3 separate regions of the Mus musculus genome follow, and regions 2 and 3 are each linked to region 1. A link is a loop called in an ENCODE intact Hi-C map of the cell type or tissue named here. Cell type or tissue: left cerebral cortex. All regions are shown on one strand.

The links. Peaks named below come from ENCODE experiments on the same cell type or tissue, not always from the same donor. Only the 100,000 strongest peaks of a DNase experiment are listed, where the experiment ranks them.
Region 2: it touches region 1 in a loop (18-fold over the local background); 4 of 42 quality-filtered maps call a loop at or near these places.
Region 3: a loop joins it to region 1, with 8 times the contacts of the local background. A loop is called at or near these places in 10 of 42 quality-filtered maps.

Annotation. Positions count from the first base shown.
Region 1 is chr16:94,565,855-94,573,854 of GRCm38, forward strand. It overlaps Dyrk1a (dual-specificity tyrosine-(Y)-phosphorylation regulated kinase 1a), which reads left to right and starts at 4,352. Exons shown (of 12, transcript NM_007890.2): 1 at 4,352-4,680. In left cerebral cortex, no CTCF peak of the experiment used is centred here; DNase peaks (open chromatin) are centred at 3,260, 3,719, 4,555, 4,703 and 3 more places; H3K4me3 peaks cover 3,879 bases; H3K27ac peaks cover 2,650 bases.
Region 2 is chr16:94,367,323-94,375,322 of GRCm38, forward strand. Pigp (phosphatidylinositol glycan anchor biosynthesis, class P) reads right to left here and starts at 3,228. Exons shown (of 5, transcript NM_001159618.1): 1 at 3,044-3,228; 2 at 2,767-2,870; 3 at 239-311. The coding sequence starts at 3,108. Ttc3 (tetratricopeptide repeat domain 3) reads left to right here and starts at 3,417. Exons shown (of 46, transcript NM_009441.2): 1 at 3,417-3,539. In left cerebral cortex, CTCF peaks have their summits at 3,137 and 4,508; DNase peaks (open chromatin) are centred at 2,521, 2,983, 3,363, 4,001 and 2 more places; H3K4me3 peaks cover 4,563 bases; H3K27ac peaks cover 2,802 bases.
Region 3 is chr16:94,468,685-94,476,684 of GRCm38, forward strand. It overlaps Ttc3 (tetratricopeptide repeat domain 3), which reads left to right. Exons shown (of 46, transcript NM_009441.2): 46 at 1-537. Among named protein-coding and RNA genes, the nearest start is that of Gm31323, 4.2 kb to the right of the region's middle. In left cerebral cortex, a CTCF peak has its summit at 3,934; DNase peaks (open chromatin) are centred at 3,970 and 4,608; H3K27ac peaks cover 1,609 bases.

The DNA of each region.
Region 1 (8,000 bases):
ATGGGTGAGAGACTATTTACTGGAAGAGTATGGGTAATTTACCAGTGGTTATACCACTGAAGAGAACTTCTCCCCCCCTCCCCCCCCCAGAAATCATTACCTGCCCATAGGTCCTCAGGAGGTTTATAAAAAGATTATCATTTTTACAAGCAGTAAAAAAGGACACTCAGTGCGTGCGTAGAGTGAGGACCCCACACATTTCCCTAGGAAAGCCTGGAAGAATATGTTAGTTGCCATGAAGACAGTACAAGGACTTCCCTGGGCAGTCTTGTAAGCTTTGCCGGCAGGAGGAAATGCAATTTTTCCCACTGCCTATCACACAATGCACCCGAAGGAATTGGAATTTCCCCAGGAGTTGCAGGCTGGGTGAAGGAACGGGTCTCAGTGTCTGTCAGAAGAGGAACCTGGCGGAGAGGAAGAGATTTCATACCGTCTGACAACTTGTTAGACCACCTTGCACAAGAGAGGAGCTTAGAGTTTGTTTATGTTGGCTGGGACAGCACGGGCAGTACCTGCTTAACTGAGCTTAGTTCTTGACCTCTATCCACCGGGCCTCCCGTTCCTCTCTTCCTGGTGTAGCTAAGTTGAATAAATCTCTGCATACTCACTACTGTCTGTCTGTTTTTTTTTTTTTTTGTTTGTTTGTTTTGTTTTGTTTTGTTTTGTTTTATCGAGACAGGGTTTCTCTGTGTAGCCCTGGCTATCCTGGACCTCACTTTGTAGACCAGGCTGGCTTCAAAATCAGAAATCCGCCTGCCTCTGCCTCCCAAGTGCTGGGATCAAAGGTGTGAGCCACCACACCTGGCTTACTGTCTGTCATCTTAATGTGTTAGGATTTAAGAGCCCAGGTTTTGATCCAGCAGCTCTGGCAACAACCTCCGAGTGCTGTTTACACCGTGACTCTTTCACATTGTTACATTGTTTAAATGGCTGTACAGTTTTTAGGGTTTTTTTGTTTGTTTGTTTGTTTTTCCCTCAGATGCAGAGAGCTATTAGCTTCACATCCTATTATCTATGTCAGTTTCTATAAGGCCTTCATCTTCCTTTGTTTTATATACACCGATGGACTGCGTCTGAACAGTATGCTGTCACGTACCACACGTTACTCCATCAGCCCCAGTCTGTGGGGACCGAGGGGGAGGGGCTTGGCTTGCAGGCCTGGCACTGTCCAGGGCTGAATTGTGAATTGTTCCCCTTCTTGCCTCACCTGAGGGGCAGAGGTGGTTTAATTCCCAGCCAGGTTCCACCTACTCAACCTAATGGGTTTAAAATAGTGCAGCACTGAGATGATCACTAAACGGGATGCAGGAGCCAGGAAAAACCTTGTTGGCACCTCAACTGGGTCTCTATCACAAAGGAGGTGCAGACTGGACAGCCGGGATACATCTGTCCTTGGCCAGGGTTCAGTAGTCTCCAATTTTCCTTGGTTTTCCGTCCCTTGCCACTGGTTTGTTGTGTCTCTATGTCCAGCTTGCTTTAAGGACATTGGTCATTTCGAATCTGGATCCAGCCCAAAGACCTCATTTTTTGACTTGATGACCTCTGTGAAGATTTACAACACTTTGGTGTGGTGGGAACACTGAGTTGCAAATACACTTGGATTTGAATCCTGTCCTCACTGCTCACAGGTAGTGTCACACCAGGGTGTCACTAGTCACCTGTCTTCTCTCTGTAGAATGGGCTGGGTCATTTTCTGCGGGGACTGGGTGCTCTAGAGCAGGCTGGACGGCAGTGACTGAGGCTAGGGGGATTGTCTTTGCTTTTCCATGTTCTCAGGTAGGATTCTCACGTAAAACCAAAGTTTTAATTTCTGTATCCAGGCACAACTAGTTGGTGCTTCTTCCAGAGGCCACTGCGTCCCTTGGTTGTCACAGGCCATAAATGTGCAGGCCACTTTATAGGTGACATCCATATCCAATACTTGATAGCATTCCCAGCCCAGACATGACAACTCATTGACTGGTGTCAGGTAAGGCTGCCATGGTACGGGTTTGGGAGAGGGGTCCGTCTCTTAGATACAGGGATCAACACTGCCTAAGCTCGAGTGTGCACAGCCTTCAGACTTTGCCTCACACGGAGTGGCTTCCAGCTTGAGCTCTTCCTTGACACCCTGTCATAGATGGCCAGTGTTACCCAGGTTTCCCCTTTACCAGCTTTCAAACATTTGATGGGGATTTTAGTTTTTAGCGTTGTGCTGGAAAAGAATATCTGGTCAATGGGGTGAGAAGCCTGGAGGTGAGGCAGGAGGAGGAACTGGAGAAAGCTTGTGTTTGGGAAGGACCTGGTACTAACTTCTGTGTAAGGGACACTCTTGGACACTTCAGTTTCTTCAGATTAATTACATTGTTTGTGGACTTTAATTAAATTATATCAACAGGGCAGCCAAACGTATGTTTGTCAGACGCTGGAAATGTTTTATATCCGAGGCAGTCTAAAGCAACTTACTTTCCTTCCTGTGCCCTAATTTACTTTAGTTTTTGCCCCCCCCCCCTTTTTTGTAAGTTGAATAGGTGCTTTAGTATATCAGTGGTGTGCTAACTATAGGAGGTTTGTTGGAAATCACCGAAGCCAAGTGTTTCCTAGGATCATACTGCACAGAGACCAGTATTGACTGGTGTTTTTACATTTGTTTATAAGACTGCATCTGTTGCAAAGAGCTTAAGCAAAACGTCAACACCACTATGGTAAAAACCATGTGTAGAAATAAATCCAGTTACTTTTGGTGTGCAACAGTGTATATACTTACACACGAAAATATCTTTATGTATATCCTTTTAAGCTACTAGCTAACGCCATTATTTTAGAATAGGTACAAAATACAATTTTAGCCAGTAGCTGTCTCCTAATTACAAAGTAGCCAGCACAGGGGACTTCAGTGTCAATGGCCCGAGAGGACACCCAGCAGTATTTAGCCAGGCGGAAGACAGTAGAATAAAAAACAAAACAAAAAAACCGAAAGGCAGAATTCCGGTGAAGATTCGACGGTTAAGGCCAAGTGGGCAAATTTAAGAATCGGGAAACCGAGGTGACTTAGGACAGGTAACAATAAAAAAAAAAACAAAAAACAACCCCCCCCCCCAACCCCCTCCGAAAGCCCTGGGGTTGGCGCTGGCTGGGCATTCCGATGGAGAAGCCGGGGAACCGGCGCCCGGGAGCGTGCCCAGCCTGGAAAGTTTCTGCGCGGCCCGCGCGCGGGCACGGTCCGAGTAAGGTGGCGGCCGCGCGCCTGCAGCCGCGGGCGTAATTCCGGAGGTGAGCCGGACGCCAGCGATCGTCCAGGCCTGCGCGGGCCCGGTCGGGATAGGGGCTCGCGACGGCGGCCTCCCAGGGCCGCGAGGTGGGCGGCTTGCCCTCCGCTTCCCTTCCTTCCCGGGCCGCGCGGGCGGGGCTGCGGGCTCGCGGCGCGGGAGCGCGCTGCGCCACGGGGGCGCGCGCTGGCCCGGCCGCAGTCGGCGTGGGAGCGAGCGCGGGGGCGGGGCGAGGCGGCCGCGAGGCGGCAGGCGCTCGCTCGCTCGCTCGCGCACCGGCAGGCCACCGCCTCGCCCCCGTCCCTTCCCTTCCCTTCCCTCCACTCCCCTCCCCCGAGCGAATCACGCGCCCTCCTCTGACACTCATAGCGGGCCCGAGCTCCGAATTTATCCTTCACGTGACCTGAGGGGGGTTGGGTGGTTGGCTGGGGGACGGAGGAGAGAGGGGAAGGAGGGAACGGAATCTGCCGTTACCCGAGCAACAGGCCCCGCCCGCCGGCTTGGGGCCGGGAGGGGCGGGCGGAGGACGTCAGCACGTCAGCCGGGGTTTTGCGTTTTGATTGACAGTTGCTATAGCGACCGGGTCGGTCCGTCGCCATTTTGTTGGTTGGTTTTTTTTTAAACCCTTTCGCTTCCCGCCCGAATAATAATAAAAAGCCCCATTGGAGTGAGGCGGGGGTGGCGGCGGCAACCGCGGCGGGGGGATCCGGGGAGACTGCTGCCGTCGCTGCTGCCGATCGCGGCCCAGGTCGGGCTGAGAAAGCGGACTCCCCGAGCGGGGGTGCGGGCGCCACCGCCGCCGCCGCTTGTGCTGCTGTTCCTGCTGCTGCTGTTGGTGCCGCTGCCGCTGCCGCCGCCGCCGCCGCCGGCGAGCGGGCGGGACCGGTGTGAGTGTGAGGGAGCGTGTGCGAGGGCGAGTGTGCGCGCGGTGAGTGTGCGCGAGTGTCTGTGCGGGATCGGGGGCGGGCGGTCCGGGCTCTCCTGGCGGAGCCGCCGCCGCCGCCGCCGCCGCTCGGGCCCCGGCGCTGCTCGCTGCGCAGCTTCGGAGCGCGCGCCATTTTGTGAGATTTACAAAAATCCTCGTCGGGAAGAAGCGGCCGGCAGCGGCCGCCACTCGGCGCCCGGCCTCGCCGCCGCCGCCGCCCTCCGCACCGGGCCGGGCCGGGCCCCGCCGCCGACACTCGGGGGCCCGGGGACTGCGGTATTTGCCGGGGAGGGGCTGTCGCCTGCCTCCCCGGCCGCGGGCGCCGCCGGCCCCGCCAGCCCGACGGACCCTGAGCCAGCGCGGCTGCGGCGCGGAGCCGGGACGCCGGGGGCGGAGAGAGGCGGCCGGGGCGGCGCTGGCTGCGGAGGCCGCGGCGGGAGCGCGGCGCGGGAGCTCGAGGCTGAGACTCACCGGAGGGAGCGGCGCGAGCGCCCCGCCATCGTCCCGGTGAGTGTCCGCCCCGCCCGGCGCGGCGCGGCCCAGCGCGCGGCTTCTCGGGGCCTGCGAGCCGGGCTCGCCAGGCCTCAAGCGGAGGGAGGGAGGGACCTGCCATCTTAGGAGCGAGCGGGCGGGCGGGCGGGCGGCCCGGGGCCCGGGGAAGAAGGCCTCGTCCCCGAGGAAAGTTGCGGCGGGTGGGACCCGCTGCCTCGGGCCGGGCCGGCGCCAGACCTCCACTGGCTGCCCGGGCGCAGGGGAGGAGGCTGTTCTCCTCCTCCTCCTCCTCTTCCTCCTCATCCTCTGCCCCCAGCTCCTCCCTCGTCCCTCCTCTCGGTCCCCACCGGCGTGCGGAGCGCCGGGGTTCTGGGCAAGGACAATGCACGGGATCAGAAAATGGGGCTGGCGGCCGGGAGGCGAGGACGCAAGGCCCGGCCGGGCCGGGCCGGCGAAGGTCGGCAGCCTGCTGCCTGCGAGGCCCAGTGGGCCCGCGCTCGGGCCTGGGGACCTGGTGTGCTCGGAAGTCGGGCCGCGAGCGCGGGCCACCCAGGGCACCGGAGGGGCCGGGGTGACCTGCATAGCAGCGGGAGGAGACTGGAATTAGAATGGAGACCTGTGTATCGCCTCAAAACTTCAACATCTATTTATAGGCTCAGACCCACTCAGGCTCCAGAGGCCCCAGAGCTGCTGAATATCAGCACTAAGCTAGAGGCCCCTCCCTACCCCGAAATAGTTAAAAATGGCAAAATTCGTGAGTCAGTGACTCCAATGACTTGTCTTGTCTTTGCCCAGCCCTAGATTATGTGACTCCTGTCGTCGAGGTGCAGCATCGTTTGCTTCTTGAGTTCTGCCAAATCCCAAGAAAATATTCCTTGTAACTGTTTGCACACTCATAGATTAGTGCAAGGCCTTTTATATATTACCTCGAATAACCTCCCAGTTGGAAATGCTGCCCATTTTACAGATGAGCAGACTGAGCCTAGAGGTGGGCAGTGACTAGTCCAAGGTCATACAGCCAGTACTCCAGGAGGCCTATGTCAGTTGTTAGCCTGGCTTTCTGTTCATTGGCTCCTAACTTATTATTAAGTACTGTATGATGACTCAGGGCTGTAACCTAGACTGTTTGGGTACAGGTTTTGGTAGAGTTAATTTAGGGTTTGCAGAAGTACAGTTTAGATGAGCCCCTGTAATGAAACTTGTCATGCCCCCCCCCCCCCAGGTAAACTAGTCTGTTTTTCAGTGGAAGAATTGAAACCACTGGTGCATTTTGTTCTTTGCGTTTAACTGTTACAGTGTAGAGTTCTTTTTGCGTATTGATAAGTCATAAAGTTTGGTGTGAAGTTATTTTTTATTTAAATACTTACATTTCTCTTTTGACACTGTACTTTGCACGTTAAGAATAACTATTAGGTATTTTGATTTGAGATGTTAATGTAGTGGAATTATCTTACTTTTTGTTTGTTAAATTTTTTTTAATTGTCTTAAAGAATTACATTTTTAAATAGACTGTAAGTGGGAGACAGGAGCTCAAATTTCACTTGTCAAGGTTTCAGAGGAATAGTGGTTAAGAAGATTTATTTGCATATGTGGATTTTCAGGGTGCTTGTCTTACAGCACCCTGCCCTTCGGAGCTTCTGCCCTAGCACGGCGGTGGTGTCTGTGGTACTGTCCAAAAAGTTAAAACTCTTGTCAGCGTCTATACCAGGTACTCTGTAAAAATGGCAACAGAAAGTTTGTATTTACCTCAGAGAGGCATAAGCTCAGAAATTGTTCTAGAAGGGCTGCTCCTGTGTCTGTAAGGCAAGGACACACATTTTGTATTCCTGGTGGATGATGAAGATTTTGTTGTCTTTTGAAGGAGCAGAGTTGAAGGGATGGTTGTTATCTGTAAGGATAGGAAACTGACTGACTGAGCCAGTGGAGCTTCTTGAAGACACTTTGGTGTGTGACCTGTTAAAATTGTAACCTCTATGCTCTGTGCTATGCCACTGCTATGTGCTAGGAGTTGAAAAATAAAATACCATTCACGAGAACATGGATAGTCAAAAAGACCCTTGGCTAGAGAAGTCTCACTTGAGAGTTCTACTCTGTCACTGAGTTTTCTTCGTGGCTGGACTCCTGTGCTTGTGACTCACAGATGGGAGTGACTGACAGTGTGACAAGTCTGTGCTGTGCAGTGCAGTGACTGAGGGTAAAGCTAAGATGGCTTGTTTCAGACATGGCATGAATTCTGTCATGGGTGTTATTATGTAACTGTCAAGGAAAGAAATACTGTATGTGTTTACTTTGGGTATTACTTTAAACCATTTTTAATAGAAATTTAAATAGCACAGAGATGTTACAGAGTTTATGGTTGGCAAATGTCTGTTCCAGAAAGAAATTTTGTATAGAATCTTGGATGACCAAGAATCATTTTGTACTGCAGGACATAGCTACATAGTATACATAGTTGGACTCCTAGAGGGAGGGCGGGAGGGAGGGAGGGCTTCATTTCTGAATCTCTTGCTACTTGGGGATGCTCTTGTTCGCACCTGCCAGCCAGTGTCCCTCTTCCCAGTAACTTCTCTTCTACCTCTCAAGAAGGAGCTTAGCCCTCAGACCCAGCAAACACCACAAGTTTCCAGAAAGTCTGTCAAGAACATGGCTCAGCACTTGCAGCTGTTAGTTTTAAGAATTCTGTGGTATTTCTAGACAGTAACTTGGCCCTAACACTCTATTTTGTGTTGAGTGTTTTGGTGGGTTTCCTCCATTTGTACTTGTCTACTTTCGACTTGGGAACAGATCTCTTGCTTGGACATAACAGACAGGGTCACCTGTAACTTCACAGTTTGCCTGTCACAGCTGTAGGACCAGAGTAGTAGTGTATGGAGTGGTATGTCTTCTGAAGGCAGGGACCCTGTGCTGTCCTACCCATTGTCATGTTTGATGGCAAGACAGTCTGTGGGAACTCATAACCCAGTGCTCGCATAGGGTGGGATTACAAAATATGGGGATTAAAAATTGGTGTTTAATTACTTGGAAAAACTTATTAAATTATTTTAAGTTACCTAAAGTTGTCCCTAAATGAAGGAATCTTTTGAAATTATGCTTCACCTCAACTTCATAATGTTAAGCTGTTGAGTGTAAAGTCTTCTGTTGGGTACGTGAGAGTTGAATGCAGGTTTCATGTAACTAAAATAAAGGTTCACATTAGCTAGTGCAGGCAAGTGTTATTTTTAAAATTTTAGTTCATATTGACATATAAAAACAAAATTTGACTTGGAAGTACATTGTATTAAACAGCTATGCTTTTTAAAGTTATATTTTGGCTTTGAAATTCTCATTTGAGCATT
Region 2 (8,000 bases), 200 kb before region 1:
CTTTGAGGCACTACATGCACGTGCAAATATGTTCACCTACACATACAACGTGGGCACGCACATGTGAATACCCCCACTACCCTCCCCCAGTACAAAAATAAAAGCAACATTCAATTTCAACACAGATACTCATGGATTTTAAAAGCCATAAGGATTTAAGGCTTGGGTTTTAGAGAAGAGTATTACCCTGCAAAACAATATCAGTTTTACCTCCCCATTGAAGAAATATTAAACTTACTTTTGAGGCCAGTAAGTTAAGCCTAAGGAGTTTAACCAAGATTCGGGAACGAAAGCCCACACAAGATAAAGTACTGCAGGGTAGAGGGTAAGGGGAGAGAGAAGACATGTTAGTGAGGCATGGTCTAGTCTGTAAGGTTCATATACAATAAAGATGCTCCCCAAAGGCCTGCCTCACTCTCTCAAAATTCAGGATCTGTAGCTCCTTATTTGTACCAGTCTTAGAATACTTACCATAATTACCATATTAACACGTTTTTAGTGTCTTAGCTTTTATACTGTACTTTAAAAAGTCTAAGGCTACCACCCAGCACTCCCAGAGACTAAACCACCAACAGAGAGTTTACATGGAGGGATCCATGGGTCCAGATAAGTATCCTGCAGAGATTGGCCTTATCCGACATGATTAGGAGGGAAGGTCCTTGGTCCTGTGGAGGCTTGATGCCCCAGCATAGGGGGATGCTAGAGTGGTGAGGCAGGAGTGGGTGAGTGGGTGGGGGAGCACCCTCATAGAGGCAAAGGGGAGGGGAGAGAGGAGGGATGGGATGGGGGATTTGTGGAGGGGTAACGGGGAAGGGGGATATCATTTGAATTGTAAGCAAATTTAATGATAATTTAAAAAAAGTCTATGGACATATTTCTTAGGAACTTATTGCTAGAATTTGCTCCTGCATTTTACATGCTCATTGTTTCTCCATAGGGAAGAAGTAATTACTTAAGAAGTAGTTGCTTAAAGGGAACTTGTCACCTCTGGTTCTGACTGTCTATGTACAATCTTCTTTCTACCAATACCCAGTCTTGTAGGCTCCTTTTCTGCTGTCTCCGTGTTTTAACAATAGATTCTAAACTTCTCCACATGGACTAACTCGTTTAATCCTCAAAACAGTCCTGAGACGCACATGTATATTTTTATACACAAGAAAGGACTCATTTGTACAAAGGAAGTGGTGGAGACAGGTTTCAGGCTACATCAGCAGTGGTGGGTTTTGTCTTAAGAATGAAGTGTTACAGAGCTTTGTATGCCAAGACTGGAATACAGTAACTCCTGAAGAGATGGTTTGTGCTTTCTGTAAGCTTCTGGTGCCGAACAAAGATGCTTACAGAGATCTTTTCCTTTCTGCATGGTAAGTTGTAGTATTAAAAGATAGCACACAGCAGCACAGCACATGAGGAGGGCTCTTCCTGCTCCTTAATCTCCTCCACCCTATCCCTGTTTTGCTTCCTGGATATGTTTTACTTATCTGTCGTCTCCAAGTATGCAGAAAGCTCAAATGAAGGCAGACAAGGTTTGGTTATTTTACCTTTCCCTGGCCTCTAACACTGTCTGATACATAGTAAGTGCTCAGTAAATTCTTCAATTAGGTTTTGGTTTATCTAACATGCTTGTAGATTCCAATCCTTAAAATCCTCTTTGAATAGTAATTTATAGAAATAAAGGGCAGCTAATGTTTATTAAGCAGCTTCTTTGCATAAATTACCCAAGTTAATACAAGAGTCAAAGGACTTCAGTAGAGTGAAGTCTGCCAGTATACCTGTTCTAATTCCAGTCCTGTTGCTATTTGGCTTTGATCAAGTTACTTAAATTCAGTATTCCCATCTTTAAACTGAGGAAGCAAGGCAGCACCTACTTCACAGGTTCACTTCATGCAAAACACAAAGCTCTCAGGCCAAACAATGATTCCACGAAAGAGCCAGTAACTGTAGCTTCTTCATCCCACTACACTACAGCTAAGCTAGTACTTTTCACTTAAGAATTGGGAAGGATACCTCCACATAGACATTCTGATTTCTATCAAGGACCAGGTTGGATTGTGGGCATTCAATTTTCTACCACTTGATTGCCTCATATCTTCCAAACTATTTGAAGAGGGACTTTGGTTCTGTTTGTTGAGTTGGTCATATTAAGTTTGTTTTTGTTCTTTGTTTTTGTTTTGTTTTGTTTTGTAAGCCTCAGTGGCCTCATCTACAAAATGGAACATTGTGGGCATTAATGCAGATCCCAGACGTTAAGGGTACATTCTTACACCTGACTTCTCTGGCCCATTATCTTCACTCTTCAGCTACAGCATGCTATCCTGGAGCTATAAGCATCTCACTTCCAAACCTTCACAGGCCTTCACTCAGAGACTCTATCCATGGTCCTTCCTGACTTATTCTGATAGAACTGCCAGGGAGTGGCCTGGAGGTAGCTAACCCCAATTTCTAAACCTTCCAAGGCTCTTCCAGGGCACTCATCATGCTCTCTGAACTGTGGGTTTACTATGCTTCTCCACATGACTATGACCTCAAGGATTGGGGCCAGGTTTTATTCACATTAGCATCAAGCCTAGTGCTAAATAAATATTGGAGAGTTCATCTAGAACTGCATACATAAACTGAGCAAACAAACGGTACCCCTTTTAGGACTCGTGAAGAGACACAGGTAGAAAGAATCAACAGTTCATGTGTGTACGTTCTAAGGACAAACACATTATTTCCTGGTTCTCAATACCATTAAGGGCCTTGGCCATCCATCATTCCAGTACTTACTGAAGCCAAATTGTGAGCTTAGGAAAAGAACAAAGCCATAAATCGCTCTTTCTGGCAATGGCGACGGTGAATTTTCCACCATCTTCCCTGTGGCTTTAGACAATCTGTGGAAAAGGAACACAATCGTCGTCAGACATCTCCCCCCGCCCCCCTTCACCAATGGTCTGTTACATAATCTCATCGCTTGCTGCGGACACAGCCACTGCGGATGTTCGCGCGCGCGCGCCACTGCAGCTGAGGGGGCGGCGGGAGCGCGCGCTGCGGGGAAAATGCGCACCTCGGACCCTCTGAGGCGAGGAAGGGGCCCGGGCTGGACAGAGGCCCCGAGTCCTGCCCTCTCATGATGGGCCCTGTCCCAGCCTTCGTGAGGCTCAGAGGAAACAGGAGGCCCGGGACCTTGAGTCCTGCGAGCACCGACGCCCACCCGTCCCCACCCTTCAGCCCCACTCAGTCCAATGCGCAGGCGCGGCTCAGCTACCCCCGCAGCGTGGGCGGAAATTAAAAAAAAAAAAAAACCTGAGGAAAAGCAGAGGCTGGCAGGCGCCCCCGCCGCTTGGCGCAGGCGCACCGCGACCGCAGCGAGGGGGCTAGCACGGTCTCACCACCCACCCCACCGAGCTGAGGGGGCGACGCGGCGACTGCGCATGCGCACCCTAAGCCACGTGACCCGCCCGCCTCAGGAGCCGCGGAGCGTTCGCTCTGCGGGTCTGGTTGACGTGGAGGGCCGGAGGCGTCGGCAGCCCGCGTCTGAGGCTCGCGGGCTGCGGGCCCGGGTGAGTGCAGACCCTGCGCGCGGCGGGGCTCACGGAAGCGTCTGCGCGTCCCGCCGCAGCCGAGATGCCCGGGCATCGGGGCGCTCCACACCTCCCTCCGTGGGTGTGTGGTGAGTGTGGGTGTGCGCGTCGCCGCGCGTCTCGCCGAGCGCCCGCGCGCTGAGGGGGTGTGGCCGCCCTTGCCCTTGTGGGTGTGTTCCCTTTGTCCAGTGACCCTCGGGCGTCCTTAACGGTAGAAGGGGGGTCTTTTGTGTGCGCGTCGCCTGGCGTGCGGGTGACATCCCGGGTCAGGTACCCGTTCCCGCGTTCCGAGCGCTCGGGGACGCGCCTCTGGGTCTGCGGCTGGCCCGCTTTGTTCCTACGCTCTCCCTTCCCTACGACGGCGTGGGCGTCCTTCTCATCCTCTGAGGATGGTGGTTCCCCTCCCACCTTTGTCACTGCCTTCCCTGTGGTGTGCGCGCCCCCTCCTCAGCACCCGCGCGCGCCCGCCCACCCGCCGCTGCGGCAGGCTGCAGTGGCAGGCGCGCGCGTGCGTCCTCGAGGGTCCCCAAAGGTGCGCTGTGTAGGGGCCCTGTGGCGTGCGCGGGGTTGGAATTGCGGTGACGCGCGTGCGCGCTGCCCCTGGTCTGTGTGTGCGCGCCTCTCCCCCCCACCCCCACCCCCGTTTCTGGGAGGACCCGGGAGGGACGCAGAGCTGCCCCCCACCCCACCTCCCCACCTGCAGCCTTTTCCTACGCCTGCGCAGGGCTGCTGCTCCGCAGTGCTGGCGACGTCACTGAGGCCTGGGCTGCCATCTCCTATTGGGGAGGGGACAGACTAGGGGGGTGGGGGGACAAAGGACCAAAATGAAGCCGAGGGTGTGTCGGTACCACTGCACGGTACCTTTCTCAGAAGCTTGTAGTTTCCAGACGTCCTTCAGTTTGCAAATTCTTTCCACCGTTTGTGCTTGTGCCTCTCACCAGGCGATGGCTAACACTGGGTATTGCAGGGTGTTTATAGCAGCCTTTTAAAGCTCTGGACTCTGGCGAGGGATCAAGGGAACAGGGTTGAAATCATACAGGTTTTACTGCTCTCTCCGGGGCAGTTTTCTCACAACCACAGCTCTAGTTAGAACACGTTCTTTCAAGAAATGTGTATTTTATTTTAAGAAAAATGGGTTTGTTATACGGTAAAACTCTCCTAGGGATTCAATTGCCACTACTGTGCTTGTCAGGGGTTTGTGCTTTGCGCTCAAGGGCTGCGGATTGTCTTTCTCTCCTGCTCGGTTTTCTTATTGTTGCTTAATTTTCCTTTTTTCTCTTTTAATTTCTGGAATACTTAGAGATTAAACACAGGTAGATCTAACCAAATCAGGCCATTTTGTTTGTTATATATTTATTTTTTTGCCAAATTTACTTCAGATTCTCCAAAACAAACAAAAACAAAAACAAACAAAAAAAAGCTTAAACATTTTTGGAGATGCTGAGAGTTTGAGCCCCTCCTTACCTAGAGATAGCCACTGTGTTCAGGTTTGTGTGTATCATTTCCATGCATAACTTATAATTTGGTAATGGTGAATATATAAACAATACATAGTATTTGTTTTTAACCAAAGTGATATAAAATTGTGACTTTTTGCAACTTGCTTTTTCACTCAGCATCACGTTTTGAGATTTATATATGAATAAATCGAATAATTGTACTTTCTTTGAATTATTATAAATGTTGGTATAGCACTGCATTGTACTCATTTTGATGGACTTTGGAATTGTTTATAGTCTTTACTCTTTAAAACGGTCCTGCAATAAATATCTCTGTACCTGTTTGCTGTGCACACTTTTGGAGTTTCTCTAGGACATACCCTTAAGCATAATTTTGCTGGGTAGTAGAATATATACATCTTCCACTTAACCAGATATGATAGAAACGTTCAAAGTGGTTGTACCAGTTTTAATGGTCACTGATATGGAGAACACCCATTTCCTCACATGCTTGCTAACAAACTTTTTTTTCCTCTTTTTACTGACCATCTTATTTATGACTTTAGCTTTCTGCTAAATTTGCTTAAAAGACTGCCTTTTGTCTAGCCATGTGACAGCAAATGGGTTAAACTCTCACAGCTGGTTGGTTCGGTCTTTAATGATTTTGGTCCTCATAACATTCATTGAAATGAACAGTTATGTTATCTAATGTTGCTTTGGCTGATGTAAAGATAAGATTTCATGGTATGTTATATGTACCTCCCACACAGCAAGTGAACTGATAGAATTAAAAACACTTTAAAGGTATGATGTTTTTCTTTAAATCCTTTCCTCTTTGATGTAGTACTTGATATATTCAGAATACATGTAACTTATTTATTGACAAACTGTGAAGTAAAACAAATGAACACTTACAAGTCTACCAGTGGGACCAAGAATCAACCTAACCAGTATTGAATATTTCACTTTCAGAGGTGATTATCCTGAATTCATGTTATTCTTGTATTTTAAACATTTTTATCAGATTTTTGTGTATCATTTAGCACTGAATTGTGTGTATAGCTTCTGTGTTTGAGTAAAGCACATTATTCTGGGTATAGTCTTCTGAAACTTACTTTCACTAAATGCTGTGTTTCTAAGTAACTAATACTCCGTAGAGATGTAAGCCATTAATTCTTTACTGCTTGTGTAACGATGGATGAATATAATGCGGTTTACTTCTGTTTCTGTTGGTGGGCATTTTGACTGTTCTGTTTTCCCATAGAAATGTAACCAGCACACCCACTTGGAAGAACTATGGTATAGCTGCAAGTAGGAAAGCAAAAGAATAGTTTAAAATGCTGGAAAGGCCTCTTTTAATTCTAGCACTTCCTCTGTCCACTTATATAGAAAGTGGTATAATTTGTTTTTTTCTGTTAATTTTTAGTGTTTCTAATTACTTTTATTCAACTCAATTGTGTGATAAAACTAGCTATAATACCTACAAAGGTTTGACACCTATTTACTTGTGTGGGTATATGTGCCATGGCACATGCAGGGAGCCTGGAGGACACATGTGGATTGGGGATTGGGCTCTGGTTGTCAGGTTTGGTGGCAAGCACTCCTACCCACTGAGCCAACCTGCTGGCCTAGTTATGTATTTGGAAAAACCATAGTTTTACTTTAAAATGTCCTTTTGATACTCTAGAAATTTATCCTTTGCAATGCTGAACTCTTTCAGATATCGTTAGTAGCTCGAGGGAATTACATAAGTTTCAAAAGCATCTTTAGTGCTTTGTGAATAGATTGGAGTACCCAGCATCATGAGTTATTTAGTAGGAGTGGAACTGCTGGTTTTTAGGGGTATGAATGTTCAACTTTATAAAATGATTTCAAACTGGATCTGAAGTGTTAGTACCAGCTTGTGTTTTTACTTAATAGTTTTGTCAGTTTCTATACTTTGATCAGCGTTATATGAGAGTTTTAGGCAACCTGCAGCCTGTTAAACACTTGTTATCTTAGATCTCTTTGTATTTGCCAGTAGTGCAACATGGTGCATCATTGTGGTTAAAATTTGCATTTATTAATGAGATTGAGACTCTTCACATAGCGTCAGGTGTTTCCCTTGTGTGGAAAACATGGCCCTGTTTTTTCACCTACTTTTAAAGAATACTGAATTGTCTTTTTAAGCTGACAAACTGGGAGCACTTTTTATTAAATGTGCATTGAAAAAACTCAGAGCATGTGACACAAGTTTTCAACCACTAAACTACATTGTACAGCCCAATTCTTAATTTTAATATCCAATGAAAATGTCCCCTGCTTTGGACATACTAAGATGTCCACTGTGTTTCTTTTTAGACATTTTTTAAATGATGCATTTCTCACTTAAATTCATAATCCACCTGTAATCAGTTTTTGTGTATGCTGTGAGCTAGTGACTCATTCATCTTGTCACCTTCTCTGTTGTATATATTGAATTTGACTTCTGTTTACCAGAGTTGTAGCATCTCACTTGCCTGCTGAGTGTTTCTGTGTATGGATCTGTTTCTGGCTTGTCTTTTTGTCACCTCATCTTTATCTGTTGGTACCTATTCTTTCTTAGTTATTACCACTGTAGCTTTACCTGAAATCTGGTGTGTTTGTTTTGGTTTGGTTTTTGGACATAGAGAGGGTCATGTTGTGAAGCACAGTATTTGTTAAATGGTGCCGTGATTCAACCCAGGCAGGGCCTTGAGCGTGCTACTCAGTTACTGTACCACTGAGCTGCATTCTTAGCTGCATTCTTAGCCCTTCAGTAATCTGCCCAGGAAACTCTTGAGTCTCACCTGTTCCTGGACCTTTGACCTTTAAGAATCAGTCTTGAAAAACCCTTTGGGGCTTAAGTGAAGTCAATCCAACCAGTTTTGTGGAGAATTGAAATTGGTTGCTGTTATAAATAATACTTTTTTTCTGCTTTGTATTTTATTTCTCATATTTTGAACTCCATTCTTTTTTTTTTTTTTTGTCATTTGTAATGTTA
Region 3 (8,000 bases), 97 kb before region 1:
AATGTACCACAGTCCTGATGTGTTGGTGTTAACATTGTTCTGTTTGACTTTTGTGTAAAGTAATGCATGCAATCTTGTAATGTGGCCTGAAAACAAGCTAACTGTATTAGAAACTATTCAAAAACTAGGTATTTTTAGTGACCTGTAGGCAGTGGCAAATACAGACATGTGAACCTTGAATACATTACATTTCTCTCAAACACAAAGAAACAAACAAAAAACTTTTCCAGCGTGTTCTCTGCTGCCCTGGAGATGCCGTCACCTTCCACCCGTGTCTGTGTGAGTTGTGGTGTCTTAGTGACTTAGTATGTAGCTCACTCCTTATTCTGAGACATTGTCTGTGGTGTCCCTGAAACATGGTGTCCATGCTGTAACAGTGGAGTGCAGTACATGCCTGAGTACACACAGCAGCTTATAGTATCTGTCGGGTACAAAGAAGAGTAGCTGTTGAGACAGAGAGCTGTGCTTCGTGTCAGAGCCTGTGAACATGCCTTACACTTGTCCAGTAACTGTCAATAAAGAACATTATAAAAGGTCAGCCGTTCACTGTCGTCCTTGCCCAGGTCCTTTAGAATTGCATTCTGCGTGGGAGTTCAGGGTCCTGTTCTGTCAAACATTGAGAAACTGACTTTATTTGGGAAGAACAGGCAAGTTGCACCTGATGATCTTAACCAAGGATCTTGGGGTTATTTTAGAGGCTGGATTAAAACATCCCTTTGTGCCTAGATACTGCTCGCCAAGCCCGAGTTCCCAAGGCTGACTGTTTAAATCGGTGACTAGGATGTTCATGCAGAAATCACAGACTCGATTCTCCCGTTCATGTGGGCACATGCAAACATGCTGAGGATAACTTGATTTCTTGCGGGTTTGTTTCTGAGGCGCTTGTGTTCGTGGACTGCTGAAGCTGATTGATAGTGCCTTTTTAAAGGCTCTTTTGGGTATGCTAAGCACTAATAAAGGAAGCACGGTCTATTAATACATTTTACTAGGTATAGACAGGCTAATGTTACCAACTGGGCCTGTCCTAAAGGAAAGTTGTCAGACACGGTCTTTGGAGTGTCTTCATATAAGGTTGCTTTCACAACTGTTGATGGCACTGTACTGATACTTGGGACGCATCACCCTCTGGGGATGTGACCTCCTCCTGAGCTGCCACTGCTGCTGCTGCTGTTGCCACCACCGCTGCCACCACCAAGTCAGACTCCATAACAGCACTGAGTTCTCAAAACCTTGAGGAATAGACAAGGTGCAAATGCTCCTCACGGAAGGCCGAGGACACTGGCAGTCCTCCATTCTTAATTCCTGACCTCACAGTGGGACCCCGCCCCTGTTCATCATCTCCTCACAATAGGCTAAGGATACTGGCAGTCCTCCACCCTTAATTCCTAACCTCATGGTGGGACACCGCCCCTATTCATCATTTCACTAATCATCATTCCACCCAGCTCCATGACAGCTATAGTGAAAAGTGAGCACAATTTTAAACTTTTGCTCATACAATTGTGTTCATAGAGTAGCATTTAATTCATATAATATATAAATTGAAGAAGTGGCCATGCCTTAAAATTAGATTTTTTTTCTCTTGGAAGTGATTAATCTCTGTTACGAATAATGGATAATTAAAACTTAAGTGGAGCCCTAGCAGTGCAAGATCTATTTGTAAGGTGATGTGAAAGACCATATAGTGAAAACAGATGTAAGAGGGATCTCACACCACAGCTCAAGCAGCAAGACTAGTTTAGTCATTCCTCAGTCATAACCCTCTCTGGAGAAGATTCCAAGAACACAGAAGAGAACGACAGAGGTGTGTACTGCTGGGCTGAGGAAGCACAGTGACGGGACAGTTGCTAAGAACGAGGGCCAGAACAGCTCCTGGAGAGCTGCATGAATGAAATGGGCAGGGTTTCTGTTTTATTAAACTGCAGTGGAAGAAAGGACTGAAAGTCGTGCCTGGAACCTTTTCCCCCACACAGTGGCCTACATGCCAGCCTTCATGCAGTCACCTGTCCTCAGTGTCTGTGGACAGGCAATGCCAGGAATAGAAATCCATGAAAACTGGGACCAGTCACTCAGGGACAGGAACACCTGCAAAAATGTCACCAGACAAGACATTTTGATGGAGTAGTAAACAAGAGGTGGCCCCTGAGAGTATGAGCAAAAGCGGGGTATGTGCATGTAAGAAAATGTCACAGCACCATCATTCTGTACAGTCTGTCTACTAGTGACGTATGTGCTACAAGAGATGGTAAGGGGGAACTGACCGTTTTAGTGAGAGCCTGTGCGCTGCACAGGGCAGGCGTGGTCTTGTAGAAAGCATTTGTTAGACTAAGTGGAAGCACTCACTTTACAGCATAGTCTGAACTGGATCAAATGTCTCAGAGTCACTTTGAAAAATGTTTTGGAATCCTGAGCCCAGGACACTATAAACCTTATCTTTTTCTGTAACAAAGGATAATTTCACCTACATTTGTCCCAAAGTGTTTCTGTGAGTGCTGTTTACTTGTTCAGAATGAGGAGGCATGTGCACCACTGCCTTGGAAGGGTCCAGGCAAGGCTCCTTGGCTTAGAGAGCTATTCTTCATCCTGCCACTGCCTCTGCCTTACATGGTCTCACTGTTTCCCACTTTAAAGAGAGAACAAAATAGCAAAAGTATGGAAATTCTCGTCAACTGAAAAAATCCCAGTGAGTGGACGGTCAGTCGATACAGACATCAGAAAAAGATGGCTACATTAAGAATAATAATGTGGGGGGGGGTGGGGGGGAAGAATAATAATATTGGCTATCCCCATGGGAAACGTTTAACCTGTCACAGTACAGACAGATACTAATTCCAGATGGACCAATCCTAAACATGAACAGATTTTCCTTCAAGACAACAGATTTTTAGAAAACCATAAAGGTGGATCTTACTTCAGGGTTGAGCAACTCAGTAAATTGTTTCCATGAAGTAGAAGAGACAAAGGCAGAACAGCTAATCCACAAACACACAAGTGGTTCATAAACATCCTGATACAAAATAAAACCTGAGTAGGATGATGCTGTACATTGTCCAGAGCTTGCTGGATACCGGCTTGAGGACCATCTACCTTTGTGTTGTGAAGGTCTAGCACCTTGGAGTCCACCATTCCTTCTGATCTAACCAACAAACCCAATTAGTATGCTTGCAGAGGTTCTATGAACCAGTTTTGGAGTTGTTAGATGGATGCTACACAGTGAGTTCTATGTTCAGAGGTGTCACGTTGGGAGTGCAGAGTCATCAGTGGATAGGAGAAATAACCAGGTAACCTCAGGGCCTTGCCTGCCTGAAGGAAAGCACAGCTGGTTCAATGGAACTTTGAAATGTAAAATGGTAAGGTCCCCCAGCACTGCTTAGGTGGTTTTCAGCCGAATGAACTTTCCCGAGCCCTTGCTGTCCTAAAAGGACAGGGTCCACTCGTCTTTGAGCGAGGGACACAGCCTCTTCATAGTTCCTAGGGAGCCTCTCTCTGTGTCTTGGCTTGAAGCAAGAAGCTTCTATGTGCGTACATGTTGCTGACCCCATGCTGGAGTAACTTGTCTGCTGAGCAGGTAACGGGCCAGGCCTTGGGCCTTGTCAAGAGCCTTCCAAGCAGAGTGGAAATTGCCATCTTCTATGGCACAGCATGCTTCAAAAAGAGAAGCTTGTGTTTAATAATGTGCTCTTGCCTCAAATAGTATCACTGTTTTCAGCAAATACCTTGAGGCTCTAGTGGATAAATACCAGGCTGCTTCCTAAGGTCTTCTTCCTCCTTACTTAAAAAATTATGTATGAAGGCATTCTGCTGAATTCCTTTAGTCTCTTATTTCAGCTTCTATTTATTTGGTGTGATAGAAAGGTCTTAATTTAGATCTTCCTGCCACCAGTTCCAAGAAATCCGCCACCAGCTCCAAGTTTCGTGTCCTGAAGTGCCACCCCATTCCAGTGGGGTGAGCCAGCAGCCTCCGAAAAGAGAAAGCAGTGGAACAGATGGGCATTGTACTTCCAGACGCTGGCTGCCACCCAGCGCCAGCAGGACTCCAGCTTTCTTCTATCCTCTGGGGAGGCCACATTGCTTTTGCTTCCAGAGGCACGGCTACCACAGTCTCTAACCTGCCAGACAGAAAACCGAAGCCAAGCCCTCCCTACTTCCTGGGCTTTCAGGCACTGAGGGACAATGCCCTTCATGCTCCTCATCCCACTGTACGTCTGACAGGCCCTGGTTCCTCCACCTTGCAATACCCTAGCTGCCCCCACTGGGAGCAAACCAAGTGGTCCTGGCCACCAGGATGGCTATATAACATTGATCTGCGACTATTCATTGAACCATCAAATATGCCACAGGAGGCACAGTTCTAGTGCCCCAGTTATAACAACAGACAAGAAGAAAGGACTTGAGCATTCCAATAGTGGAGGCTGACGTCAAGTAGGACAGTAAAACACATGATATGTCCCTGGTAATCCCAGAGAAGAATGGGACCAGGAAGGGATAAGGGAGGATGGGGACAGTAGGGTGGGGTAGGGCTCCAGCTTTGAACAGAGGCCAGGGAAGTCAGCACTTGGTAGCAGCCGGGAGGAGGGAGTGGAGGTGGTAGAGTGTCCAGACTTGGAGTCATGAGGGAAGCTGCCAGCGCAGCAAAGCCTGCTAGTGTATTTAGGGGATTCTTCAGGAGTGGGAGCTGTTGTTAGGGACAGTGGGGTGCCTGAGCACAGCAGCCTAACGCCAGCAAGATGGACGCATTCCCACAGAGGACAGTCAGCTTGCTGGCGAGCTCTCCTTAAATGTTAGTACTGCACATGACCTGGCACTCAAGAGACGAGACCTAACAGCTAAGCAGAGACTATTCTGATACACTCTTGTTCTTAACAGCCCCCTGAACTGCTTCTCATCGGTTCCTTGTCATCCAGGCTGGCACAGTTGGTCTGCCCTATACTCACGGCTGTCTGTTCCTGTGTACCCCCTTACACTGGACTTTCTGTATACAGCCGGTGCCTACTCAGCAGTCAGCCCACATCCCGCCACAGTCCTTTCAGTGTGGAGACTTCATAGCCCACCTCACCAAGCATTGGCATTCTCACTTATGGGGGATAAAAACATGTGCCTTGCTCATAGCTGCTCAGTAAACATTTCAAAGTACACAGACTACATAGGATAAAAGCCACAACACAAAACTGGTGGCCTTCACATCTAGGGAGCCTGGCCCTCCTCTGACTTCTCACTGTACCAGACTCAGGATCTTTCCACTGTCTTCCAGCATCATTTTTTTTTAAGATTTATTTATTATTATATGTAAGTACACAGTAGCTGTCTTCAGACACACCAGAAGAGGGAGTCAGATCTTGTTACGGATGGTTGTGAGCCACCATGTGGTTGCTGGGATTTGAACTCTGGACATTCGGAAGAGCAGTTGGGTGCTCTTACCCACTGAGCCATAAACAATTTGGCAATACTAGGCCCACTAATTACAATCATAGCATTTTTTTTTTTTTTTTGGTTTTTCGAGACAGGGTTTCTCTGTGTAGCCCTGGCTGTCCTGGAACTCACTTTGTAGACCAGGCTGGCCTCAAACTCAGAAATTTGCCTGCCTCTGCCTCCCGAGTGCTAGGATTAAAGGCATGCGCCACCATGCCCAGCTTAAGTACCCTTTTCATACCCATTTTACAGATGCAGAAATAAACCTCAAAGTTTAAATAACTTTCCTGAAATAATAACCTGAGTGAGTCTAGGCTTGAACCTGCTGAGCAAACTCACTCACTACTCTAGCCATTCATCTGCTGACTAGTGCTCCCCTCTCAGCCCAGATCAACTTCTCTCCTAAGGAACAGCAGCTAAAGTCACGGAGTGCAGCCCATTGCTGCTTGGCCCACACACAGCTTCCATGGCTTCTGACCCATACAAGGCTGTCTGCATGCTTAGGGAGCTACAGCTTCCTAACCTGTGCTGCTGTCTGTTCTTAGGCTGGTGTGCATTTTTTTCCTGAATCCTTGGCTGCCTCTTCTTCTTGCTTTATTTTCTTTGCACTTTGTTTTTCCATGTATGCCTTTAGCTTGTTCCCATTGGGCTCCTTTTAGCCTCCAAAGCACAGTTGCCTTTATTGCTGATCTGGCTTGGACCTATACATTCTTCACCTGCATGCTCTTCTCTTCCTGCGTTGTTAGATTGTATATTCCAGAGATTCCAGGACATACCAACACTTGTACAGCTGAACTCCCACCAGGGAGACTTGTGACATCAGAGCACACAGTCACTCTACTGAGCTCTAGTGGGTGTGTCATACTGTGTCATCAGGACTTTTCTTTCTACTTCCCTAGGACGAATAATACTGAGCATCTGTTTTTGGGCGTATTTACAGTCAATACATCTTTGTTGAATTACCTGATTAAGTCTTTGATTCATCTTAAAACACAAGTTGTAAATTTTAAGTTATAATAGCTCTTTATACATTCTCGATACAGCTGTTTGGTGGATACACACTACGCAGTTTTCCTCCAACTCTGTGACATGCATTTTCATTTGTTTTCACCGTACTTTGGTTTTTTTTTTTTTAATAAAATTTGTTGTATGTGGGGTGTGTTGCAAGTATACACCCAGGAGCAAGCTCACATGCACATACCATGGTGCACACTTGGAGATCAGAGGTAACCTGTGGAAGCTGGTTCTCTCCTTCCACCGTGTGGGTCCTGAGAATCTACCTCATCACCAGGCCTGGCAGCAAGTGCTGAGACCCACTGAGGGATCTCACTGACACAACATTTTTGTCTTTTGTGTTCACTGGAAATTTCATCTAATGTATGGATCATCTCCCCCCCCCCCTCCCCTCCCCCAGCTTCTCCTAGAAGCTCTTCCCGCACACCCTGAGAGTTTGTGTGCTCTTAAGAATAACAGCCATCCATCGAGTCCATTGGTACTCTCCATGGACTCTTGAGAATGTGAGCATCCACAGTTGACATATCGGGACCACACCCTTAAAAGACAGTATTCTCCCTCTTCCAGCACCTATCAGTTACCAGTAGCTCCTCAGGTAGGGATGGGACTTCATGCCCACCTCCCCTTTCCACTCTTGAATTCCGCTCTGGCTTGAGCTTGTGCAGCTTTTGTGCATACTGCCACAACCACTGTGAGTTCATGTGCACATTCATATTGTGACTAGAACACTTCCCTTACAGTCATCCACCACACCAGGCTCTTCCAAAGTAATCGCTAAGCCTTGGAGGAAGGGTATGATAATAAATGCCATATTTAGGGCTGAGCATTCTACAATCTCTCGGTCGCTACAGATTGACCAGTTGTGGTCTTTGTGTTTATTATCTAACTGCAAATAAAAGCTTCTGTGTAGAGGGTTAGATAATGCACGGATCTATCATTATAAATAAGTCTTTAGGAGTTGGTTCAATACTATATTCATTTCATTAATTAATGGTGGTATATTCTCTCCTAGCCTAGAGTGTTATTTAGTCACAGGTTCTTGATCCCAGTAATGGCGCCAGGTATGGATTTCATTTTGTGGAGTGGGCTTTAAATCCAATTATAATATAAAGTAGTTGTTACTCCTATAACTTTTGTACCAGTATCGCACCAGTGGGCATGTTTTATCAGACTGGTCAATCTCAAGTTTACAACTAGGTAAGATTCATAGATTTTTTTTTTTACAGGTATGTGAGCATGTGTGTGCATGCCTGTATAATATGTAAGGTTGGGTTGGGGCTCCAGAGCAGAAGTCAAATGGCAACCTGCAGGAGTTTTCTCTATTTTTACTGTGAGAATCTAACAATTAAACTGAGGTCATTGGGTATGTGTGGCAAGTGCTTTTAAAGCCACAGTTTACCTGCTGAGTTACCTGTGCAGCTCTAAGAATTTTGAAGTCTTAAAACAGAATTTTGGGCCGGGCGTGGTGGGGCACACCTTTAATCCCAGCACTTGAGAGGCATGTGGATTTCTGAGTTCGAGGCCAGCCTGGTCTACAGAGTGAGTTCCAGGACAGCCAGGACTACACAGAGAAACCC